Linked DNA regions of Homo sapiens: region 1 is linked to region 2. A link is a loop called in an ENCODE intact Hi-C map of the cell type or tissue named here. Cell type or tissue: ascending aorta. All regions are shown on one strand. Each heading gives the region's core, and the rest is flanking DNA. Links, peaks and the distances in the headings are about the cores only. Region 1 has its middle 29 kb from the start of TNRC6A. Region 2 has its middle 25 kb from the start of LINC01567.

What was found. A loop is a pair of places that touch in the nucleus more often than their neighbours do. Peaks named below come from ENCODE experiments on the same cell type or tissue, not always from the same donor. Only the 100,000 strongest peaks of a DNase experiment are listed, where the experiment ranks them.
Region 1: a loop joins it to region 2, with 5 times the contacts of the local background. A loop is called at or near these places in 9 of 110 quality-filtered maps.

What each region holds. Positions count from the first base shown.
Region 1 is chr16:24,694,910-24,706,959 of GRCh38, reverse strand. It overlaps a transcript of TNRC6A not described here. Among named protein-coding and RNA genes, the nearest start is that of TNRC6A, 29 kb to the left of the region's middle. In ascending aorta, for the core only: a CTCF peak has its summit at 5,700; DNase peaks (open chromatin) are centred at 5,353 and 5,789; H3K27ac peaks cover 6,562 bases.
Region 2 is chr16:24,639,769-24,651,818 of GRCh38, reverse strand. It overlaps a transcript of TNRC6A not described here. Among named protein-coding and RNA genes, the nearest start is that of LINC01567, 25 kb to the left of the region's middle. In ascending aorta, for the core only: no CTCF peak of the experiment used is centred there; a DNase peak (open chromatin) is centred at 5,428; H3K27ac peaks cover 314 bases.

The DNA.
Region 1 (12,050 bases), core at 1,619-9,618, 55 kb before region 2:
CATCGTTTATCTGTCTGGAATTTATTTGGCGTAAGGAATCAGACAGGCATCCAGCTTTAACTTAAGTTTTTCAAATGGCTAGCCAATTACTCTAACAGCAATTACTGCACTGCCTAATTTTATTTTTTTCTCTCTGATTTCAAATATGGTTTTACCATTTAGTAGCTTCTCAAATGTATTTGGGTCTATTTCTAGATTCTAATCTGCTTCATTAATCTGCTTTTCTTTTCATGCACAAGTACGAAACTTTTTTTTTTTTTTTTTTTTTGAGACAGAGTCTCGCTCTGTCACCCAGGCTGGAGTGCAGTAGCGCGATCTGGGCTCACTGCAAGCTCCGTCTCCTGGGTTCACGCCATTCTCCTGCTTCAGGCGCCCGCCACTACGCCCGGCTAATTTTATTTTTTGTATTTTTAGTGGAGATGGGGTTTCACCGTGTTAGACAGGATAGTCTCGATCTCCTGACCTCGTGATCCACCCACCTCGGCCTCCCAAAGTGCTGGGATTATAGGCGTGAGCCACTGCGCCCGGCCAAGTACTAAACTTTTAAAAATATAAATGTAGCTTTATAATGTGCTTCAATACCTAGGAGGGTTAATTCTTTTTTATTACTTTCCTTTTTCAAAATTTTCCTGGCTAGCCTCACTTGTTTATTTTTCCATTTGAACTTTAGACTCAATGAGGCTACTTCCAAAAAAACCTCATAATGTATTTTTATTGATATAAAATTAAAGGTTAAGTTTAATTTAGGGAGAATGTGCATCTTTACATCATGAAATCTTCTAATTGATGAACAAAGTGTGTATTTTCATTTATTTCTTCTTTCATTTTCCTACATTTTTGTTGTTGCTGATGTTGTAAGTGTGAGCGTTGGTGCTATTTTAAGTACAAGGTTTTCTTCCATTTTGTTTCCTAGCTTTTTCCCTGAAACATAGAAGTGCTGTTGATTGTGTAACCAACTACATTACTGACTTAACTCATTGTTTATGAGAGACTTTCCAGGAGTACTCTTGGATTGGCTAGATATGCAATCATATTACCTGCAAATAGTCATTATGTTGTCTCCACTTTGTAATTCTTAAAATTTGTATTTTTTATCTTTATATACCTAGAATAATATTAAATAAGTGGAAATATTATTTCTCTTACCCTGTTCCTGACTTTAATGGAAAATGCTTCTAGTGTGCAACATTAAACAAGATGCTATTTTTAAACTTAAATATGTTTTTATCATATCAATACTGGATATTGAATTTTGTTAAATATTCTTGTAGTCTCTAAGAAAGGTCATGTAGTTATTCTCATTTAACCAGTATTAAGAATTCACCTAAGGCTGGGTGCGGTGACTCATGCCTGTAATCCCAGCACTTTAGGAGGCCAAGGCAGGCGGATCACCAGAAGTCAGGAGTTCGAGACCAGCCTGGCCAACATGGCGAAACGCCATCTCTACTAAAATTACAAAAATTAGTTGGGCATGGTGGCATGTGCCTGTAATCCCAGCTACTTGGGAGGCTGAGGCAGGAGAATCACTGGAACCCGGGAGTTGGAGGCTGCAGTGAGCTGAGATCGTGCCACTGCACTCCAGCCTGGGTGACACAGTGAGATTCTGTCTCAAAAAAAAAAAAAAAATTCATCTAATATCAATAGATAGTCTGTATAAGATAGAGTTTGAGAGGCCATCCTGGCTGGTTCTAGACTCTAGAAATTCTAGATGTGCCATGCATTAACTGTGTGATCTGGGCAAGTTTCTTAGCCTCTCTGTGCCTTGGTTGCTGCCTCTGTAAAACAAAATTAATAATAGCATCTAGCTCAAAGGGTTGTTGCTGGATTTAAGTGAATAAATATAAATAAGGTGTTTTGAACAGTGATTGGTTCATAGTAAATACCATATAGGTACTAATCATTAGCATCACCTTTCTAGAATGACTCCACTTGCGCTAAGCTTTTTAAAAATTAAAAAAAATTTAAGTTCATTTTAAATTTTTTTGTAGAGACAGGGTCTCGTTATGTTGCCCATGCTGGTCTTAAACTCCTGGCCTCAAGTGATCCTCTTGCCTCAGCCTCCCAAAGTGCTGGGACAGGTGTGAACCATCGTGCCCTAGTGTGCTGAGATTTTCTGTTATTACTGTTTTAAATAAAGATATTTATTTACTTGTGAAAGTATTGCATGCACCCAGAAAAGTGCACAGCTGGGGGATTTGCTACAAAAGTGAGTACGTAAATAATATACCCCCTTATACTCACTTAATGTCATAATTTTTTTCTTTCTTTTTTTTTTTTTTTTTTTTTTTTTTTTTTGAGACGGAGTCTTGTTCTGTCACCCAGGCTGGAGTGCTGTGGTGTGATGTTGGCTCACTGTAACCTCCACCTCCCAGATTCAAGTGATTCTCCTGCTTCAGCCTCCTGAGTAGCTGGGATTACAGGTGTGTGCCACCACACCCAGCTACTTTTTGTATTTTTAGTAGAGATGGGGTTTCACCATGTTGGCCAGGCTGACATCAGGTGATCTGCCCGCCTTGGCCTCCCAAAGTGCTGGATTACAGGCGTGAGCCACCATGCCTGGCCTTAATGTTATAATTTTCAAAAGCATTTTATATCACTGCATTTGTTCCACAGAATCATGTCACAATGTATGTTAAAAAATATGAATACACACATGCAATGCCCTCCCGCCCCCCACCAGTCTCTACCAAATACAAAAATTAGCCAGGTGCAGTGGTGCACACCTGTAGCCCCAGCTACTTGGAGACTGAGTCAGGAGAATTGCTTGAACCTAGGAGGCGAAGTTTGCAGTGAGCTGAGATCGTGCCACTGCACTCTAGCCTGAGCAACAGAAGGAGACTTTGTCTCCAAAAAAAAATTTTTTTTTTTTTTTTTTTTGATACAAGGTCTCATTCCATCACCCAGGCTGGGTGCAGTGGTGTGAACACATTTCACTGCAGGTTTGACCTCCTGGGCTCAAGTGATCCTCCTGCCTCAGCCTCCCAAGTAGCTGGGACTACAAGTACGCATCACCACGCCCAGTTGATCTTTCTATCTTTTGTAGAGGTGGGGTTTCGCCATGTTGCCCAGGCTGGTCTTGAACTCCTGACCTCAGGTGATCTGTCCACCTTGGCCTCCCAAAGTGCTGGGATTACAGGCGTGAGCCACCACGCCCGGCCAAAAAAAAATCTAAACATAGAGTTTACCATATTACCCACCAACTCTAATTCTAGGTGTATACTCAAGAGAAATGAAAGCATATATCCACACAAAAACTTGCATATAAATGTTTATAACAGTTTTATTCATAATAGGGAAAAAGTAGAAGTAACTCAAATGTCCATCAATGAATGAAGGTATAAATAAAATTTATTTTTTCACTGGAATTGTCTCTCTAGAGATGATGTTTGTTTTTATATATTAATTTATTTTTTGAGATGGGATCTTACTATGTTGCCTAGGCTGGCCTCAATCTCCTGGGCTCAAGTGATCCTCTTACCTCGGCCTCCTGAGTAACAGACTACAGATGTGCACTACCATATCTAGCTAACAAAATTTAGCACATCCATTCAATGGACTAATATTTGGCATAAAAAGGAGTTGAGTACTGACACATGCTATGGCATGGTTGGCCCTTGAAAACATTATGGTAAGTGAAATAAACCAGACACAAAGAACAACATATAATGTCATTCCATTTATATGAAATGTCTCGAATAGGTAAATCCATAGAGAGAGGAAGTAGATTAGTGGTTGCTGGGGGCCGGGAGTGAGTGATCAGGAGATGGGGGTGATAGTTAAAGAATGTGGGTTTTTTAGGTGGTGAATAAAATATTCTAAAATTGATTGTGGTGATGGTTGCACAACTCTGTGAATGTATTAAACACCATTGAATTGGATGCTTTATTTTATTTTATTTTATTTTATTTTATTTTATTTTATTTTTGACACAGAGTCTCGCACTGTCACCCAGGCTGGAGTGCAGTGGCGCGATCTCGGCTCACTGCAAGCTCTGCCTCCTGGGTTCACATCATTCTCCTGCCTCAGCCTCCTGAGTAGCTGGGACTACAGGTGCCCGCCACCACGCTCAGCTAATTTTTTGTATTTTTAGTAGGGACGGTGTTTCACCATGTTAACCAGGATGGTCTCGATCTCCTGACCTCATGATCTGCCTGCCTCAGCCTCCCAAAGTGCTGGGATTACAGGCGTGAGCCACTGCGCCTGGCTGTATGCTTTATTTTTTTAGAGTTAGCATCTCACTGTGTCACCCGGGCTAAAGTGCGGTGGGATGATCACAGCTCACTGCAGCCTCGAACCCCTGGTTTCAAGAGGTGTCACCGTGCCCAGCCAAATTGTATATTTTAAGTGTGTGAATTGTAGGGTATGTGAATTATTTCTCAAAAAAGCTGTTACTGAAAAAATGACAATTTCATATGGTCCAATCTAATCTGCAATAGCTTAAATAGCAGTGGTATACTATGATAAGGTTTGAAGATTTGATAGAGCCAGGCATGGTGGCTCATGCCTATAATCCTAGCACTTTGGGAGGCTGAGGTGGGTGGCTTGTTTTAGCCCAGGAGTTCAAGACAAGCTTAGGCAACATGGCAAGATCTCATCTCTACAAAAAATACAAAAATTAGCTGGGCATGGTGGCATGTGCCTGAAGTCCCAGCTACTCGGGAGGCTGAGCTGGGAAGATCACTTGAGCTCCAGAGGCAGAGGCTGCAGTGAGGAAAGATTGTGCCATTGCACTCCAGCCTGGGTGACAGAGCGAAACCCTGCCTCAAAAAAAAAAAAAGAAAAAAGAAAAAAGAAAAGAAAAAAGAGTTTACACGCGAAATGTGGACACTGCCTCAAAAAAAAAAAAAAAAAAGAAAAAAGAAAAGAAAAGAAAATAGAGTTTACATGTGAAATGTGAAAGAGAAGACACATGGTCCCTGCATATAGAAGAGGAGGCAATCAGTGGGGTTATTGAGAGGCGTGTTTTTTTTGTTTTTGTTTTTTTTCAGTACAGGAAAGACTTAGGCTTCTTTATAGGAGTGTGAGATGTGGAAGAAATAGGAACAAAGTTGATGGATGGACTCCAAAGTCCATGTGGAAGAATTAACCTTGGAAGGAGTCCAGTCTCTCTTCCATAAGACCAGAAGGAAGGAGGAAAGGATGGGTTCAGATACCAATTAGTTGATGGTGCAGAGAATGTTTTTCTTATTGGCCTCAATTTCCTGAGGAAAGAGGCAGAATCATTTGTGAAAATGACAGAAGGGATAGCAGGGCCATGGGTTTCGGAAGCCAGGAGGTTAGACAAGTTAGTAAGTGGCTGGGCACTGTGGCTCACGCCTGTAATCCGAGCACTTTGGGAGGCTGAGACGGGCAGATCGCCTGAGGTCAGGAGTTCAGACTAGCCTGACCAACATGGTGAAACCCCATCTCTATTAAAAATACAAAAATTAGCCAGGCATGGTGGCATGCGCCTGTAGTCCCAGCTACTCGGGAGGCTGAGGCAGGAGAATTGCTTGAACCCAGAAGATGGAGGTTGCAGTGAGCTGAGATCATGGCCATTGCACTCCAGCCTGGGCGACAGAGCGAGACTCCGTCTCAAAAAAAAAAAAAAAGAAAAAAAAGTTAGTAAGGTGGGTGGGAGAGGGAACTCAGACTCAGAGAGGCTTGGGAGCATTGAAGAGCCAGATGCCAGCAGAGGAGTGAATTCTTAGTGGCAGTGAGCCCCAGCTCCTGAAGCTCCCCCTGCAGTCCCCTGCAGCCTCATTTGGGAATAGTCTCCGCCTGAGTCATCTCTGCTTCAGTCCACACAACCTCAATTCTTTCAATGTTACTCATACATTTTGGCTTTGAGCCTCGTGCTCTCTGGATAATTGCCTCTGAACTTAACTGCCTTTTGGCACCCTTCCTCCCAGAACTGAATGTTCTTCCCGGGCTAGGGCTGACCCAAGTCCACCTCCCTGGTTCTGGGCCTTATACTTTGATTAATTCAGCCTGGGATGACCAGAGCACATTGGGCAGCCTTATTGCATTGGGTCAGTGACAGACAATTCCAAAGAGCGAGAGAAACATGTCTGTGAAGGCGTCAGCCCACGTGGTAGCCATGGCGGAACATGGGGTGGCAGGGAACAAGTGGTTTGCTATAAAGAAGCAAGAGAAAAGATGTTCAACATGCTGGCTAGTGGAGAATGTCTAGAGGTGTGGGGTCAGGGATCGGCTGAAACATATAGGTAGGCTATTGCCTAAGGACAGCATCTCACTGGCTAAGACAGCCAGACAGGCACAGCGGTCAGCACTTTGAGCCTAGTTACTGAGCACAGCCAATATGGCACCTCTACCACGAAGATCCATAGGTCATTAGGGTTCAGGGGTGCAGCAAGAGAAAGAGAAGAGTGTGAGGGAACCCCCTGGAGCACCACTTACTTATTTATTTAATATTCAGACATAGGCTGGGCACGGTGGCTCATGCCTATAATCCCAAAACTTTGAGAGGTCAAGGGGGGAGGCTCATCTGAGGTTAGGAGTTCGTAAGACCAGCCTGGCCAACATGGTGAAACCTGTCTCTACTAAAAATACAAAAATTAGCCGGGCATGGTGGCATGCGTCTGTAGTCCCAGCTACTTGGGAAGCTGAGGCAGGAGAATTGCTTAAACTTGGGAAGCAGAGATTGCAGTGAGCCAAGATCGCACCACTGCACTCCAGCCTGGGCAACAGAGTGAGACTCTGTCTCAAAAAAAAAAAGAAAAATTCAGACACAGGGTCTCACTATGTTGCCCAGGCTGGTCTTGAACTCCTCCTGGCCTTTGAGTGATCCTCCCGTCTCAGTTTCCCAAAGTGCTAAAATTACAGGTGTGAGCCACCTTGACCAGCCTCTGGGGCACCTTTTGATCCCAGCTATTACCAGATACTAGAGTTACTGTGGGTCAAAAACTTTGGGCACCCAGAACCTAAAGGGTCCCTGATTCTGGAAGGGGCAGAATCAAGCATGGTGGAAGGAACATAGCCTTTGGCATCAGAGCTAGATTTAAAGCCTGTCTCTGCTACTTATTTCCTGTGTAACACTAGCACTTGGCACATTGCTGAGCTTCTTAGAACTTCGGTGTCCATATCTGTAAAATGGAAATTAATAATTCTTACCCCTCAAGTCCTCAGGGTTGACTGTTAAAGAAATGGTATCTGTGGCCCTTCAGCTCAGTGCTCTCTTGTCCATCTCTGGGCTTTTGTATTTGTTATTTTCTCAGAAGCTTTTTTTTTTTTTTTTGGTAGAGACAGGGTTCCATTCTGTTGCCTGGGCCGGAGTGCAGTGGCGCAATCATAGCTCACTGCAGCCTTGGAATCCTAACCTTAGGCGATTCTCCCACCTCAGCCTCCCAAGTATCTGAGATGACAGGTGCACGCCACCATGCCCAGCTCATTTTAAAAATTTTTTGTAGAAATGGGATCTTGCTATGTTGCCCAGGCTTGTCTGGCACTCCTGGCCTCAAGCAATTCTCCCGCCTTGGCCTCTCAAACTGCTGGCATTACAGGTGTGAGACATCGTGCCTGGTCTAAGAGCACATTTTACTCAACCCAGCTTTGCCTGAATATCTCCTAGTCATCCTTTTGGTCTCATCTGGCTCTTTTCTTCCTCCTGGAAGTCCTCCTGGGTTGATTGTCTCTCTTCTGTGCTCTGTAGTGCTGCCCACTTTCACACCATGTGAGAATTCTTTGCCTGTCTCTCTCCTCACTAAGTCTGTGGAGGCACGAATAGGACTTAGTTCATCAGTGTATCCCCAGTTCATGGCACATACACACTGGTGCTCAACAGATATGATTTGATGGAATGAAGTTTTGAAGATTAAATGAGATAATCAATGTTTAACCCATGCTTCCCAAATCACACTGACTAGGTGGGTAAAAAACAGAAACATGAAACACTTATCCATTCAATACCCGCTCTGTAGGTTCTTCAGCTCCCTTAAAATTCTCCCCAAAGGGCCAGGAGTGTTGGCACACCCCTGTAATCCCAGCACTTTAGGAGGCCAAGGTGGGCAGATCTCTGAGGTTGGGAGTTCGAGACCAGCCTGGCCAACATAGTGAAACCCCGTCTCTACTAAAAATACAAAAGTAGCCAGGTGTGATGGCACATGCCCATAATCCCAGCTACTTGGGAGGCTGAGGCAGGAGAATCGCTTGAACCCAGGAGGCAGAGGTTGCAGTGAGCTGAGATCATGCCACTGCACTCCAGCCTGGCGACAGAGCAAGACTCTGCCAAAAAAACAAACAAAAAAAACCTCCCCAAAGACCCTAGGGAAACCTCAAGGAAGGGAGCACAGGCTCTGGAAATAAATCGAGTGGGTTTCCATCTTGGCTCTGGCATTTACCAGCTCTGTGACTTACTCTATCCATGCCTCAGTTTATGCACTTGTGAAATGATTCCTAACTCTGCCAAGGAGACTAAACATGCTAATATTTGCACAGTGCTTGTAATGGTCCCTGGAACACAGTAAAGAATGTACGGGTGTTTAATATATCTCCAAGCGCACCACACACCGGTCTTCCTGGCTACTGTGCCGTGTTCCTTGTCTCTCACTCCAACTGCCTATGATCATTTCCCACTACTGCTGGTGCCTCAAATGGCATTTAATCCAATCTTGGGGGGTTCAGGCAGCCTATGTATATTGCTTGGATTGCATTCAACCACACTCTTATAATACCCAAACCACCGCTTCTTCCACATGAATGTGCTTGTGAATCCATTGAGGACCCTGTAGATTCTGATTTGGAATCTGGGGCAGGCCTGAGATTCTGCATTTTTTGTTTTCTTTTTAATTTTTTTTGTAGAGTCGGGGTCTCGCTATGTTGCCCAGGCTGGTCTCAAACTTCTGGGCTCAAGCGGTCCTCCTGCCTCGGCCCCTCAAAGTGCTGGGATTATAGGCATGAGCTACAGTGCCTGGCCTGCATTTTTTTTTTTTTTTTTTTTGAGACAGAGCCTCACTGTGTCACCAGGCTGGAGTGCAGTGGTGCAATCTCTGCCTCCCAGGTTCAAGTGATTCTCCTGCTTCAGTCTTCCGATAGCTGGGATTACAGGTGCCTGCCACCACATGCAGCTAATTTTTGTATTTTTAATAGAGACAGGGTTTCACCATGTTGGTCAGGATGGTCTCGATCTCTTGACCTTGTGATCCACCCGCCTTGGCCTCCCAAAGTGCTGGGATTACAGGCGTGAGCCACCATGCCCGGCCCCAGTCTGCATTTCTAATAAGCTCCCAGGTAATGCTGATGTTGAAGGTTTACGGACCATATTTTTACTTGTTTTTGAGACAGGGTCTCCCTCTGTTGCCCAGGCTGGAGTACAGTGGTGCAATCTTGGCTCACTGCAAACTTCACCTCCTGGGCTCAAGTGATCATTCCACCTCAGCTTCCTAAGTAGCTGGGACTACAGGTGCGTGCCACCATGCCTAGCAAAGTTTTGTATTTTTAGTAGAGACAGAGTTTCACCATGTTGGCCAGGCTGGTCTCGAACTCCTGGCCTCAAATGGTCTGCCCACCTTGACCTCCCAAAGTGCTGGGATTACAGGTGTGAGCCACTGTGCCTGGCCCACATTTGTACTTAACAAATACCTAAACAGTAAAAATTTGTTTTTCTCACCAGTCTTTGTACTGAAGTGAAGAGAGACACAAGAGACACAACGATTCAGAAGAGGATTAGACAGAAAGATATCAAAAGATACCCAGACGTAGGTAGTTTCTGTCATTGCTTCAGCAGTTTTTCCTTTTATTTTTAGTTGACATGTAATAATTGTACATATTTATAGAAGACAGTGATATTTCAATATGTGTATACAATGTGCAATGATCAAATTAGCGTAATTAGCATATTCATCACCTCAAACTTTCAGGCCTCAGTGTTGTGAACATTCAAAATCCTCCTAGCTTTCTGAAAATATGCAATAAGCTACGGTGAACCATAGTCACTCACTAACTAGTGCTGCGGAACAACAGAACTCATCTTTCCTATCTAGCTGGTGTAAGCATTTTAATGCTATCAGTTCTCGTGTCTCTGTGATATTCTTGGCCACAAAATGACTGCTTCAGCTCCGGTCATCACATCCATGACCAAGGCAAAAAGAAGGGGAATGGCTAAAGGGAAGAGCTAGTTCTGAGTGTGCCCTTCTAATATGAAAGCCCTTCTTTCCTTCCTTCCTCCCTCCCTCCCTCCCCCTCCCCTTTCCCTTCCCTTCCTTTCCTTTCCTTTCTTTTTTTTTTTTTTTTTGAGACAGGGTCTCGCTCTGTTGCCCAGGCTGTACTGCAGTGGTGCAATCGTAGCTCACTGCAGCCTTGACCTCCTAGTCTCAAGCAATCCTCCCACCTCAGCCTTCTGAGTAGCTGGAACCACAGGCGAGCCACCACGCGTGGCTAATTTTTAAAATTTTTGTAGACACAGAGTCTCACTATTTTGCCCAGTCTGGTCTCAAACTCCTGGCCTTAAGCAATCCTCCCACCTTAGCCTCCCAGTGTACTAGGATTACAGGCGTAAGCTGCTTTGCCTGGCCACCCCTCATTTCTGATCCATTGTATTTGAGCTGAACAAGCACCTTTAGCATGAATTCTTTCCAGGGAGTTCTCATACTTTCTTTTTTTTTTTTTTTTTTTTGAGATGGAGTCTGACTCTGTCGCTCAGGCTGGAGTGCAGTGGCGCGATCTGGGCTCACTGCAAGCTCCGCCTCCTGGGTCCATGCCATTCTCCTGCCTCAGCCTCCCGAGTAGCTGGGACTACAGGCGCCCGCCACCACGCCCAGCTAATTTTTTGTAGTTTTAGTAGAGACGGGGTTTCACCGTGTTAGCCAGGATGGTCTTGATCTCCTGACCTCGTGATCCACCCGCCTCGGCCTCCCAAAGTGCTGGGATTACAGGGGCGAGCCACCGCTCTCGGCCCTCATACTTTCAACCACATAAAAAGCGCAGTGGAGTTTTTTCCTCTCCACCATTAGCTGTTCCCTTCTTGAGTCAATAACATCGTAATCCTATCTTGAGGGACAGAATCTCAGCCAAATGCTGGTGGGAATCCCATTAATTCCAAGCTCAAGGGGGTTGAGTCTAGAACTGAGGTTGAGCCAATCAGTGCACTCCTTCTCCCTAGGCAACCAGTGATTGGTTCAGGGATGGTGACGGTGACGTGGCCAAATTAACCACCAGGGCTGAAAAGACTCAATCCCGTGTTTTGCTTGAAACACCCGTGAAACAGACTTGCTTTTCCATGCTGAATGTCCACAAACACGGCCACAGCTGTAAAAACTTTTGGAAGGCCAGGCGGGGTGGCTCACGCCTGTAATCCCAGCACTTTGGGAGGCCGAGGCAGGCAGATCACGAGGTCAGGAGTTCGAGACCAGCCTGATCAAAATGGCGAAACCCCGTCTCTACTAAAAACACAAAAATTAGCCGGGCGTGGTGGTGCGCGCCTGTAATCCCAGCTACTGAGGATGCTGAGGCAGGAGAATCACTTGAACCCAGGAGGCGGAGGTTGCAGTGAGCCAAGATTGCGCCACTGTACTCCAGCCTGGGTGACAGAGCGAGACTGTCTCAAAAAAACAAAACAAAAAATATATATATGTATAAAAAGTAAAAACATAAGAGCTTCTGGGCTTTTATGCACTGGGCTTCTGTGACTTGCAGCTGGAAAACATAGTTGACACAGGTAGACATCATAACTTGGGATTATTTTATGCACAGCCTTCAATCAGTATCAGATACCCTTGGAGTACAGTTTCCTTCCCACCACTGGCTCGCTGCCTGACCTCACTCCCCAGAGTTTCGTTTTCTTCAGCTAGAAGAGGAGGAAAACAGAAATGCCTTTATTATGGGGTTAAATGAGATGGTGCTCGTGAAGAACTTAGCACAGGGCCCAGTACACTCCCGTGCCAGCAAGCAATGTCACATTATCCGATGTGGGTTTTCTGAATCAAATTAAAGCTGCAGGGCCCCAACAGCCCAACAGGTCTGGAGAAAGTTTCAGCTCAGCCATCAGAGGGCAGTGGTCCAGAGATGGCTCACAGTGATTCCAAATTTGTTTTAAGAGGGTCTCGCTCTGTCAC
Region 2 (12,050 bases), core at 1,466-9,465:
ATTGTACAACTTTCTTTTTTCCTCCCCACCTAGTAATATGTCTTAGCAATCTAACCATGTGCCTATTTTTATTTTATTTTATTTTTTATTTTTAAATTTCTTTTTCTTTTGTTAAGATGGCGGGGGGAGGGGGTGTCTCACTATGTTGCCCAGGCTGGTCTCAAACTCCTGGGCTCAAGTGATCTTCCCACTATGGCCTCCCAAAGTGCTGGGATTACAGGGGTGAGTCACCGTGCCAATGTGTCTATTTTATGTTTTTTTTTTTTTTTTTTTTTTTTTTGAGATGGAGTTTTCCTCTTGTTGCCCAGGTTGGAGTGAAATGGCACGATCTCAGCTCACCGCAACCTCCGCCTCCCAGGTTCAGGCGATTCTCCTGCCTCAGCCTCCTGAGTAGCTGGGATTACAGGCACAGGCCACCATGTGTGGCTGATTTTGTATTTTTAGTAGAGACAGGGTTTCTCCATGTTGGTCAGGCTGGTCTCGAACTCCCAACCTCAGGTGATCTGCCTGACTCAGCCTCCCAAAGTGCTGGGATTACAGGCGTGAGGCACGGCGCCTGGCGAATGTGTCTATTTTAAATTGTGGCATACGATTCCTTAGAATAGATACACCACAATTTTTTTTTTTTTTTTTTGCCATACCCAGTTGGTGGATATGTGGGTTGTTCTCCTTAGTGACTGTTATAAACAATGTTGCGGGAAACATCTTCCTACATACCTTCTGTGCACCTGGACAGAGTTTCTTTAGAGAAGATACTGAGCAGTGGAATTGCGTAGACAATTTATCGTTGTTTGATAGATCTACACGGAGCTACACTGTTCAATCCAGTAGCCACTGGCCACTGGCCACGTGTGGCAAATGAGCACTAGCAATGTAGCTAATGTGAATGGGGAGCCCAACTTTTTAGGTTTCCTTAATTTTTAAAATTTTAAAACTGAACCAGTATAAAATATTTTTCTATTAAGTTTAATTTTGCTTTGGTAGGATTATATTTCTCTCTCCTAAGTGCATCACATAAAATATTCTTATATTGCCAGTGCACATGGCAGGCGTGTGCGTGTTTTCTCAGATCACATGTGAACCTATCACTCATCTAACAGGTGTCAATTCGTTTGGTTTGAATCCTTTTTTTCTTTCTTTCTTTTTTTTTTTTTGAGTCAGAGTCTCACTCTATCGCCCAGGCTCAAGTATAGTGGCATAATCTTGGCTCACTGCAACCTCTGCCTCCCAGGTTCAAGCGATTCTCCTGCCTCAGCCACCCAAGTAGCTAGGCTTACAGGCACCTGCCACCGTGCCAGGCTAATGTTTGTATTTTTAGTAGAGACAAGGTTTTGCCATGTTGGCCAGGCTGGTCTCAAACTCCTGTCCTCAAGTGATCCACCCGCCTCCGCCTCCCAAAGTGCTGGGATTACAGGCGTGAGCCACTGCACCTGGCCAAACCCTTTTTTTCTGTGCATTGATACAACATTGTAATGTGTTTACCTGAATGTTTTATCCAGACAGTATGAATTGCATGTTACCTTTGCATCACATTGTTCACTAAAGAAAAATACATAATATTTTAATTATAATTCAATTATTTTTCTATACATGAACAAAATTTCCAATTTAAAATAAAGGCAGGCAACTGATGTAGAATTAAATGGAGATGCAAATGTTAGTGCTATGACAAGAATAGTAAATTAAGAGACTGGAGGCTGGGTGTGGTGGCTCACACCTGTAATCCCAGCACTTTGGAAGGCCAAGGCAGGCAGATCATTTGAGGTCAGGAGTTCGAGACCAGCCTGGCCAACATGGTGAAACTCCATCTCTACTAAAAATACAAAAATTAGCTGGGCTTGGTTGCGCATGCCTGTAATACCAGCTACTCAGGAGACTGAGGTGGGAGAATCACTTGAACCCAGGAGGTGAAGTTTGCAGTGAACCAAAATTGTGCCACTGTCATGCCTGGGTGACAGAGCTAGGTTCCATCTCCAAAAAAAAAAAAAAAAAAAAAAAAAAAGAGAGAGAGAGACTGGAAGCTGGGGGATGGGGAAATTGGGGAGATGTTGGTGAAAGGATACAAAAATTCAGTTAGACTGGAGGAATAAGTTCAAGAGATGTATTGTACAACATGGTGAGTATGGTTAATAACATATTGTATATTTGAAAATTGCTAAGAGAGTAGATATTAAGTGTTCTTACCACACACACACAAAGAAGTATGTGAGGGCTGGATGAAGTGGCTCATGCCTGTAATCCCAGCACTTTGAGAGGCAGAGGTGGGAGGATTTCTTGAGCCCAGGAGTTTGAAACCAACCTGGGCAACATAGGGAGATCCTGTCTCTACAAAAAATAAAAAAATTAGCTGGGTGTGGTGGTGCACATCTGTGGTCCCAGATACTCAGAAGGCTGGGGTGGGAAGATGGCTTGAGCCCAGGAGTTCGAGGTTTCAGTGAGCTATGATTGTGCCACTGCACTCCAGCCTGGGCCACAGAGTGAGACCCTGTCTCAAAAAAACAAAACAAAACAAAACAAAACAAAAAACAAAGAAAACAAAAAGAAGTATGTGAGGTAACATGCATATGTTAAATAGTTTGATTTAGCCATTCCACAATTTATACATATATAAAAACACCAATTGTGCATCATAAATATATACAATTTTTACTTGTCAATTATTTATTTATTTTGAGGCAGAGTAGGCTAATTTTTTTTTTCAGTAGAGACAGGGTCTCACTATGTTGCCCAGGCTGATTTCAAACTCCTGGGCTCAAGCGATCCTCCCGCCTCAGTCCCCCAAAGTGTTGAGATTACAGCCGTGAGCCACCGCACCCGGCCTGCTTGTCAATTTTAAAAAGGGAAACGCTTAAGAAACTGTAGGAAGATGTGCCACCGATTTCATGATGGATGACAGTTGCAACTTGCTGTGGTAGAGTGAAACAAAAAAGCTGCATGTTGGTTGTGAAAAAAAATTTTATGAGAATAAGGTGGAAACTATTGAGACATTTTCAGCAAATACATAGTGAGTTTGATAAGTTTTTCTCCACATTCAAGAAAGAACTAACGAAGCACATGAAAAGATGCTCAACATCCCTTGACACTAGGAGACTGCAAATCCAAACCTCAGAATACCACTTCATACCCATTAGGATGGCGATTACCAACAAAACAAAACGGCACAGGAAACAAGTGTTGGTGAAGATGCAGACAAACTAGAAAACTTCCACCCTTGTGCCTTGCTGGTGGGACTGTAAAATGGTTGCTGTGGGCCGGGCGCGGTGGCTCACGCCTGTAATCCCAGCACTTTGGGAGGCCAAGGCGGGTGAATCATGAGGTCAGGAGATCGAGACCATCCTGGCTAACACGGTGAAACCCCGTCTCTACTAAAAATACAAAAAATTAGCCAGGCGTGGTGGTGGGCACCTGTAGTCCTAGCTACTTGGGAGGCTGAGGCAGGAGAATCGCTTGAACTGGGGGTTGGAGGTTGCAGTGAGCCAAGATTGTGCCACTGCACTCCAGCCTGGGCGACAGAGCGAGACTCCATCTCAAAAAAAAAAAAAAAGTTGCTGTGGAAAGTGGTACAATTGCTCAAAAATTAAAGAAATACCATGGATCCAGCAATTTCACTTCTTAGTATATATCAAGAAGAACTGAAAGCAGGAACTCAAATAGATGCTTGTACACTCAAGTTCATGGCAGCATTATTCCCAATAGCCAAAAGGTGAAAATTACCCCAATGGTCATCAACAGATGAATGGATAGTATATGGTCTTAAGAAAGAAGGAAATTCTGACACTTGTTACAATATGGATGAACCGTGAAGACATTATGCTAAGTGAAATAAGCCCAACAAAAGAGGATAAATACTGTATGGTTCTACACATATGAATTTCCTAGAGTAGTCAAACTCATAGATATAGAAAATAGGCTGGGTGCAGTGGCTCACGCCTGCAATCCCAGCACTTTGGGAGGCTGAGACAGCTGATCATTTGAGGTCAGGAGTTCGAGACCAGCCTGGCCAACATGGTGAAAACACATCTCTACTAAAAATACAAAAATTAGCCAGGCATGGTGGCGCGTGCCTGTAATCTCAGCTACTCAGGAGGCTGAGGCAGAAGAATCCCTTGAACCCAGGAGGCAGAGGTTGCAGTGAGCCAAGATCACACCACTGCACTCCAGCCTGGGCGAAAGGGGGAGTTAGTGTTTAATGGGGTCAGAATTTCAGTGTGGGAAGATAAAGTTGTAGAGATGGACGGTGGTGATGGTTCACAGCAGTGTGAATGTACTTAATGCCATGGAGATGTATACCTACAGATGATTAAAATAGTAAATTTTATGTTGTGTATATTTTACCACAATGAGAAAACCCAATGAAATTAGTTAGTTGAAATCAGAATAAAATGTTGAGCAAAAACCTTTTAAATAGATTTTATTTTATCAGGATTAGAGATTATAACTTTGGCCAGCTATAAAAATGACTAGGATTCTTGCATGCATGCGCGTATACACATGTACACAATTTTTAATGGAAAGATGGTAAAAAAATTATTTAAGTTGTAAAAATTTTGTTAGAAAATTATGAGGAAAAGACTAAAAAGATATTTTAGGCTGGCGTGGTGGCTCACACCTGTAATCCCAGCACTTTGGGAGGCCAAGGTGGGCAGATTGCTTGAGCACCGGAGTGTGAGATCATCCTGGGCAACATGGTGAACCCCTGTCTCTACGAAAAATAGAAAAAAATGGCTGAGTGTGGTGGTGCACCCCTGTAGTCCCAGCTACTGGGGAGGAGGCTGAGGTGGGAGGATCACTGAGCCCAGGAGGTCAAAACTGGAGTGGGGTCAATCCGCACCACCACACTCCAGCCTGGGAAATAGAGGGAAACTCTGTCTCAAAATAAATGAATAAATAAATAAAAATAAAGATTTTACAGAAAGTGAATAATCTGCAATTAAGCCACCAAACAATTGCCCATAGAATGAAAGAACGTATTAAAGCTAAATGGATTCAAATTTTGGAAAATTGCACAATTTAGCTGAGTCATGCCATGAGATACCACCCAACTAATAGCCTGGGTATATTTATTCAAAAAGGTCTTCCAAATTTATGAAAAAACCTTGTCAATTCATGGCTTACCAAAGTGTAGCATAGATTTTAAAAACATCTTTTACATCTGACCAAAAAAATTTCACTTAGATATGAAAAAATTAGTTTCTATCATGCCAGATGGTCCTCCAGCTATGTTTGGTCAAAAATCTGGTTTTATTGGAGTTTCAAAACAAGAGACTGATGTTTCCCTTATTGCTTCATCCCACTGTATGATAAATACTGAAAATATTTGTGCTGCTTTTGGAAGCAGGCTCCATGGAAAGTGTCATGGGTACAGTTGTTAAAACTGTTCAGTGTATACATACAAATGCTGTGAATCACCACCAGTGCATGGGATTTTTGAAAGAAATAGAAGGCAATGAATGGGGTGATCTTGGGTCTTCGCCAATGTTCATTGGTTGAGTCATGGAAGAGTTTTACAAAGATTTACTGTACTGTCAATTCCAATTCAAGATTTTCTTGAAACAAAGGGAATGCTTGCCAAATATTTAATAATCAAAGATAAACATGGCAGTGTGACTTAAGTTTTCTCAGCAATATCATAGTGTATATGAAATGAGATAAATTCCAAGCTCTAAAGAAAGAAAAACCTGTGACCTAGCTGGAAAAGTATAAGAATTTACATTGAAATGAAAACATTTCATAATACAAATCAATAGTAATGATTCTGCATATTTTTAACATGAATCAATATGCAAAATATATATTTTTTAAGACAGGGTTTTGCTCTGTTGCCCAGGCTGAAGTGCAGTGGCATTATCTTGGCTCACGGCAACCTCTGCCTCCCAGACTCAAGTGATCCTCCCACCTCAGCCCCTCAAGTAGCTGGGACTACAGATGCACGCACCATCATGGCCTGCTAATTTTTTTTTTTTTTTTTTTTTTTTTTTTTTTTTGTAGATACAGGGTCTTGTCATGTTTCCCAGGTTGGTCTCGAACTCCTGAGCTCAAGTGATCTTCCCCACCTCGGCCTCCCAAAGTGCTGGGATTACAGGCATGAGCCACCGCGCCTGGCTGCAAAATATTTTTAATGGTAATCACCAGTATTATGTAAATTATCTGCAAAACTTACAAGAAAAATTTGAAGAATATTGTTGATATTGACAAACTTTAGAGTTACTTTTCAATTTATACAGCATCCTTTTACATTCCATGTTAATACTGAGTTGACATGAGGATTGGTGAATTGCTATAACTCGGACAGAAGTAGGTTTTTGTTTTTTGTTTTTTGTTTTTTTTTTGAGACAGGGTCTCACTCTGTTGCCCAGGCTGGAGTGCAGTGGCGTGATCTTGGCTCACTGCAACCTCTGCCTCCCAGGCTCAAGCTTCCTGAGTAGCTGGGATTACAGGCATGCACCACTACCACCGGACTAATTTTTGTATTTTTAATAGAGATGGGGTTTCACCATGTTGGCCAGGCTGGTCTTGAACTCCTGACCTCAAATGATCCATCCGCCTCAGCCTCCTAAAGTGCTGGGATTATAGGCATGAGCCACTGTGCCCAGCCTGGACAGAAGTAGTTTTAAAACTGATATGCTTTTGCTTCAAAGTCAAACCACTATTCCAATAAAGATGAACTAGCTTCACCAATGTGGAAGTGAATAATACAGGAAAGTGATTTTTTGATACTTGGAAAATATTTAAGTATCTTTGGAACAACCTGCATATGCTGTTCTACTTTTTCAACTGTAACTATAAATACAGATCAAATGTTTTCAATGACAGCTGTACTGTAAGTGTAAAATACACCCTGGATGTCAAAGATTTAGAATAACAACAGGAAGTAAGGAATATATCTCATTACAAATTTTTATATTGATTTCAGGTTGACATGAAGATATTTTAGAAATGTTAGGTTCAATAAATTGTAATGTTAAAATTAATTTCATCTGTTTCTTTTTACCTTTTAAAAGTGTGGCAACTAGAATATTTACAATTACGTGTGTGGTTTGTGTTATTATTCTATTCAATAGTGATGGGCTGGGTGTGGTGGCTCATGCCTGTAATCCCAGCAGTTTGGGAGGCCAAGGCAGGCAGATTGCTTGAGACTAGGAGTTTGAGACCAGCCTGGGCAGCATAGTGAGACCTTGACTCTACAAAAAACAAACAAAAAAAACCCACAAAAAAAAACCAAATTAGCCTGGTGTAGTGTCATGAACCTGTAGTCCTAGCTACTTTGGAGGCTGATGCGGGAGGATCGCTTGAGCCTAGGAGTTTAAGACCAGCCTGGGCAACGTAGTGAAACCCTATCTCTACAAAATATTTAAAAATTAGCTGGGTGTGGCAGTATGCACCTGTAGTCCCAGCTTCTTCTTGGCCGGGGCGGGAGGATTACTTGAGCCCAGGAGGTTAAGGATGCAGTGAGCTGTGATTGCACCACTGCACTCCAGCCTGGTGGACAGAGTGAGACCCTGTCTCAAAAAACAAAACAAGCTAACACGGTGAAACCCTGTCTCTACTAAAAATACAAAAAAAAATTAGCTGGGCGTGGTGGCGGGCGCCTGTAGTCCCAGCTACTGGGGAGGTTGAGGGAGGAGAATGGCGTGAATCCGGAAGGCAGAGCTTGCAGTGAGCCAAGATCGCGCCACTGCACTCCAGCCTGGGCGACAGAGCGAGACTCTGTCTCAAAAAAAAAAAAAAAAAAAAAAATTAAAGATAAGAAACAAAACAAACAAAACCCAGCGATGATCTAGAATTGCCTGCCCTCTTATTTGCACCAGTGTTCCTGCTGGGAGAATTATGTACTGTGATTAGGTCTGACAAGAGGGCTGTCTAAGTCACTTGTCGCCCCTCTCATCTCATCATCCACTATGGAAGCTGAAGGAGCCAAGTTCAAGAAGTTAGCTGTGAAGCTGAGCAATTAGATCCTTCCTCCCAGGACTTAGATTCTGGAGTAAGTGGTGCAGAGACAGAAACATTATTTGGAAGTCAAATTCGGCATAGGATCAGTGTCCGTGTGTGGCCTAGACTTGTAAATTCTTCCCCACTGTATTGTTGCTACTAATGGGGCGGCGGGGAGGGGTGGTGGAAGGGACAGTACAGAATCAGATAGAATGTCCACTACAGAAGTATTATTAGAGGAAGATGTTGACTCAAGGGAAGACGGGGCCAAGCCTCAAGTCTGATGGGTTAGGTTAGCCTCCGAACAGAAGAATAAGCAGTACGGCTGGAAGCCAGGAAGATGGAAGAAAATAGAGCGTGCAGTGGAGAGTGAGCTGTACAAAGAGGTGTCTGGATTAAGAATGAATGGTGGATCGGGGTGGTCACAGCTGAAAGAAACCACATAAAGCAAAAGATTAAGACATAGGTTAGGACCCTATGCCTGCCCTAATCCGCCGCCCTAAGAAAACCATTCTCTGAGTTTTGGAATGAATACCTGGGTTAATTAAAGAAAAAGCACCCTCTGGAAACCTCAGTGTCACGGCACTCCTGGGGATTCCTGATGACAAAAGGAAAGAAGCAATAGGCATGATTTCTTCCTTCCTTCCTTCTGCATGGGGCAGGAATGATGGGCCCTGCCTGTTTCCTGTCTCAGCATCCTACTTCCTCTATAGCCCAGGCCATGGGGTTCCCATGAATGGGATGGATTTTTTATATATATATATTTTATATATATATATTTTATATATATATATAAAATATATATATATAATATATATATAATATATATGTTATATATATATTAAAGATACAGGGTCTCACTCTGTTGCCTAGGCTGGAGTGCAGTGGAGCAATCATAGCTCATTGCAGCCTTGAACTCCTGGGCTCCAGCCATCCTTCCACCTCAATCTCCCAAGTAGCTGGGATTACAGACACACACAACCATGCCCAGCTAAGTTTAAAAATTTTTTGTAGAGACAGGGTCTCACTACATTGCCTAGGCTGGTCTTGAACACCTGGCCTCAAGCCAGTGAGATGGAGTCTCACTGTGTCGCCCGGCTGTAGTGCAGTGGCACTATCTCAGCTCACCGCAACCTCCACCTTCCGGGTTCAAGAGATTCTCCTGCCTCAGCCTCCCAGGTAGCTGGAATTACAGGCACGTGCCACCATGCCTGGCTAATTTTTTTGTATTTTTAGTAGAGACTGGGTTTCGCCATGTTGGCGAGGCTGGTCTGGAACTCCTGGGCTCAAGTGATCCTCCCACCTCGGCCTCCCAAAGTGCTGGGATTACAGGTGTGAGCCACTGCGCTCGGCCTGATTCTGTTCTTAAGCTATTCCTTATCCTCTACTTCTGAGGTCATTTTCCTTTTCCCCTCCTGTGCCTTTGTCCCTATTTGATGCCTTGCATGGGATATAACCTACTCCTCCCAGAGGCTGGAAATGTCCCTTGAACCTCAGCTTAGTGACCACAGCCCTGCTTTCCGCCCACTGACCACTACTCAATCCCTGCCTGACAACTCGACAGGCGTCAGATGCTCTCAGATTTTCCATGGCTTTCTCCCCACACCACCACTTTGGATAACCTTCGGACAACATTGCTCAGTTTCTTGGAGTCTGATGACCTGCTTAACTGTTCCAGATCTGAGCCTCCTCACACCGCCTTTGCTGAGAGCCCCTCCCTATGGAGCCTCTTTTGTTGCCGTTTACCCCCAGGAATCTGGTCCTGTCAGGAGACACACGATCATAGCCACTGATTCAGGTAGATCCTCTGAAATGATCAGTCTGCTATCTCAGCTCTCCCTGCCTGGAAAAATCCTTCCCCATGGGATCCAGTCAAACCCAACCTATCAATATACATCTTTCCAGCTTTTACTTTGATTAATACCGTGTCAATTGAGAATTTTCTCCTTAGCTTTTTCTCCCATTGTTTTTCCCAAAGACTAGCTTCTCTGGCCACCTGCCACTGATTGAGTTTTAGGAGTTCAATGGCATTTGTTTGTTTAATTCACTTGATGTATTCCAAATGCCCAGACCAATGCATGGTACATGGTAGATGCTCAATAAAAAATCATCGAATGAATGAAAAAGAAACCATAACCCAGAATATTCAGAGGGGTTAATACACATTACCAATGACTAGTACTCATGTTTACAAATAATTCATAGGGTATATCTTACTTGTAGTACCAAAGGTAGATTTTGTTTTATCAATACTGGGCTTAAGAACATCCTTCAGTAGAAATAGCAAGTAGACATATATAAAAGCAGAAACTCTTTTCCTTCCCACTTTGATGCAGATTTCATTTCTACTCTAGCTTTTCCACCATCACTGCTGACCAACTTTACCAACCACTAACCCAGGTGATGCCATACGGATCCAGCAGACCCCTCCTACCAGCTCTTCCTCTTCATTTTCCTCCTGGATCTCTCCAAAGGCCTCCTAACTGGTCTCCCCGTGTCCCTTCTTCTCCATCCTCCCACACATCCTCTGCAAGTGGCCATTGATTTTCCTAACACTGTGAATCATATCAGAAAGAGCATGGGTCGCAGAATGGCTGGAAGAGGACTCACCACCAAGCTGTTTAGAGATGGACATGATAGGGCCAGAGCTCAATCCACCTTCAGAAGGTGACGTGGGGTGATGGTACATTGGCCTCTGTCCCAGGATCGTGAGGTCTGAGTTTCAAACCTTGCCCCCTTTCTCTTGCCCAGTTCTGATTTCAACCCCGTTCAACTTGTCAGAATTTTGAGTGGATGTTTCCTCTGGTTTCCTTAGTTGGAACCTCAGGCAGCTCTGGGCTGAATGGACTGACCCATGGCCCCCAGTGTGAGTGATACTACCTGTTCCATTCCTCGGGCAGCGGAATGTCTTGAGAGCCAGGACACCTGGCGTCTAGGCCTGGCTCTGCCACTAGTTGCATGACTTTAGGCAAATCACATCACCTCTCCGGGCCTCAGTTTTCACACCTGAGAAAGGAAGAGGTTGCATTAGATTAGTGATTCTCCACTTTTTACTTCATTCCCCTCCCAGACACAACCAGTGATGCCTATTTGCCTATGAGACACAAACCCATGTGCAACTCCTGGGCACAAACTTTAATTTCATCCCTTTCTTTTTTTTCTTTCTTTTTTTTTTTTTTGTCGCCCAGGCCAGAGTGCAGTGGCTTGATCTTGGTTCACTGCAACTTCCGCCTCCCGGGCTCAGGCGATCCTCCTGCCACAGCCTCCCAAGTAGCTGGGACCAAAGGCGTGCACCACCATGCCCAGATAATTTTTTGTATTTTTGGTAGAGATGGGGCTTTGCCATGTTGCCCAGGCTGGTCTCGAACTCCTGAGCTCAAGCAATCCACCCGCCTCAGCTTCCCAAAGTGCTGGGATTACAGGTGTGAGCCACTGTGACCAGCCTCATGCCCTTCTTTTTCTTCCTTTTTTTTTTTTCTTTCTTTTTTTTTGGACAGGATTTTACTTTGTCACCCAGGTTGGAGTGCAGCTGTGCAATCACAGCCCACTGCAGCCTTGGCCTCCCAGGCTCAAGTGATCCTCCTGTCTCAGCCTCCTGAGTAGCTAGGACTAGAAGTGCACACCACCATGCCCAGCTAATTTTTGTATTTTTTGCAGAGGCAGAGTCTCCCTATGTTGCTCAGGCTGGTCTTGAAGTCCTGAGCTCTAGGGATCCACCTGCCTTGGCCTCCCAAAGTGCTGGGATTATAGGCGTGAGCCACTATGCCTGGCTGGCTGGTCTATTATCTTGTACTTTTATTCAAGACTCCCCCACCCAACTATCATTCTTGCTCTCATCTATGTCTGCAACTTCTCTCTTCTCAGTTAGACCATAAATTACATGAGATTGCACCTATCATTTCTCTATTATCACTGTCAAAAAAACAGTGACTGGGCCAAGTGCCATGGCTTATGCATGTGATCCCAGAGCTTTGGGAAGCCGAAGTGGGAGGACTGTTTGAGCTCAGGAGTTTGAGACCAGTCTGGGCAACATAGTGAAGCCTCATTTCTACAAAAAACAGACAAACAAACAAAAATTAACCAAATGTGGTGGTGCATGTCTGTAAGTCCCAGCTACTCAG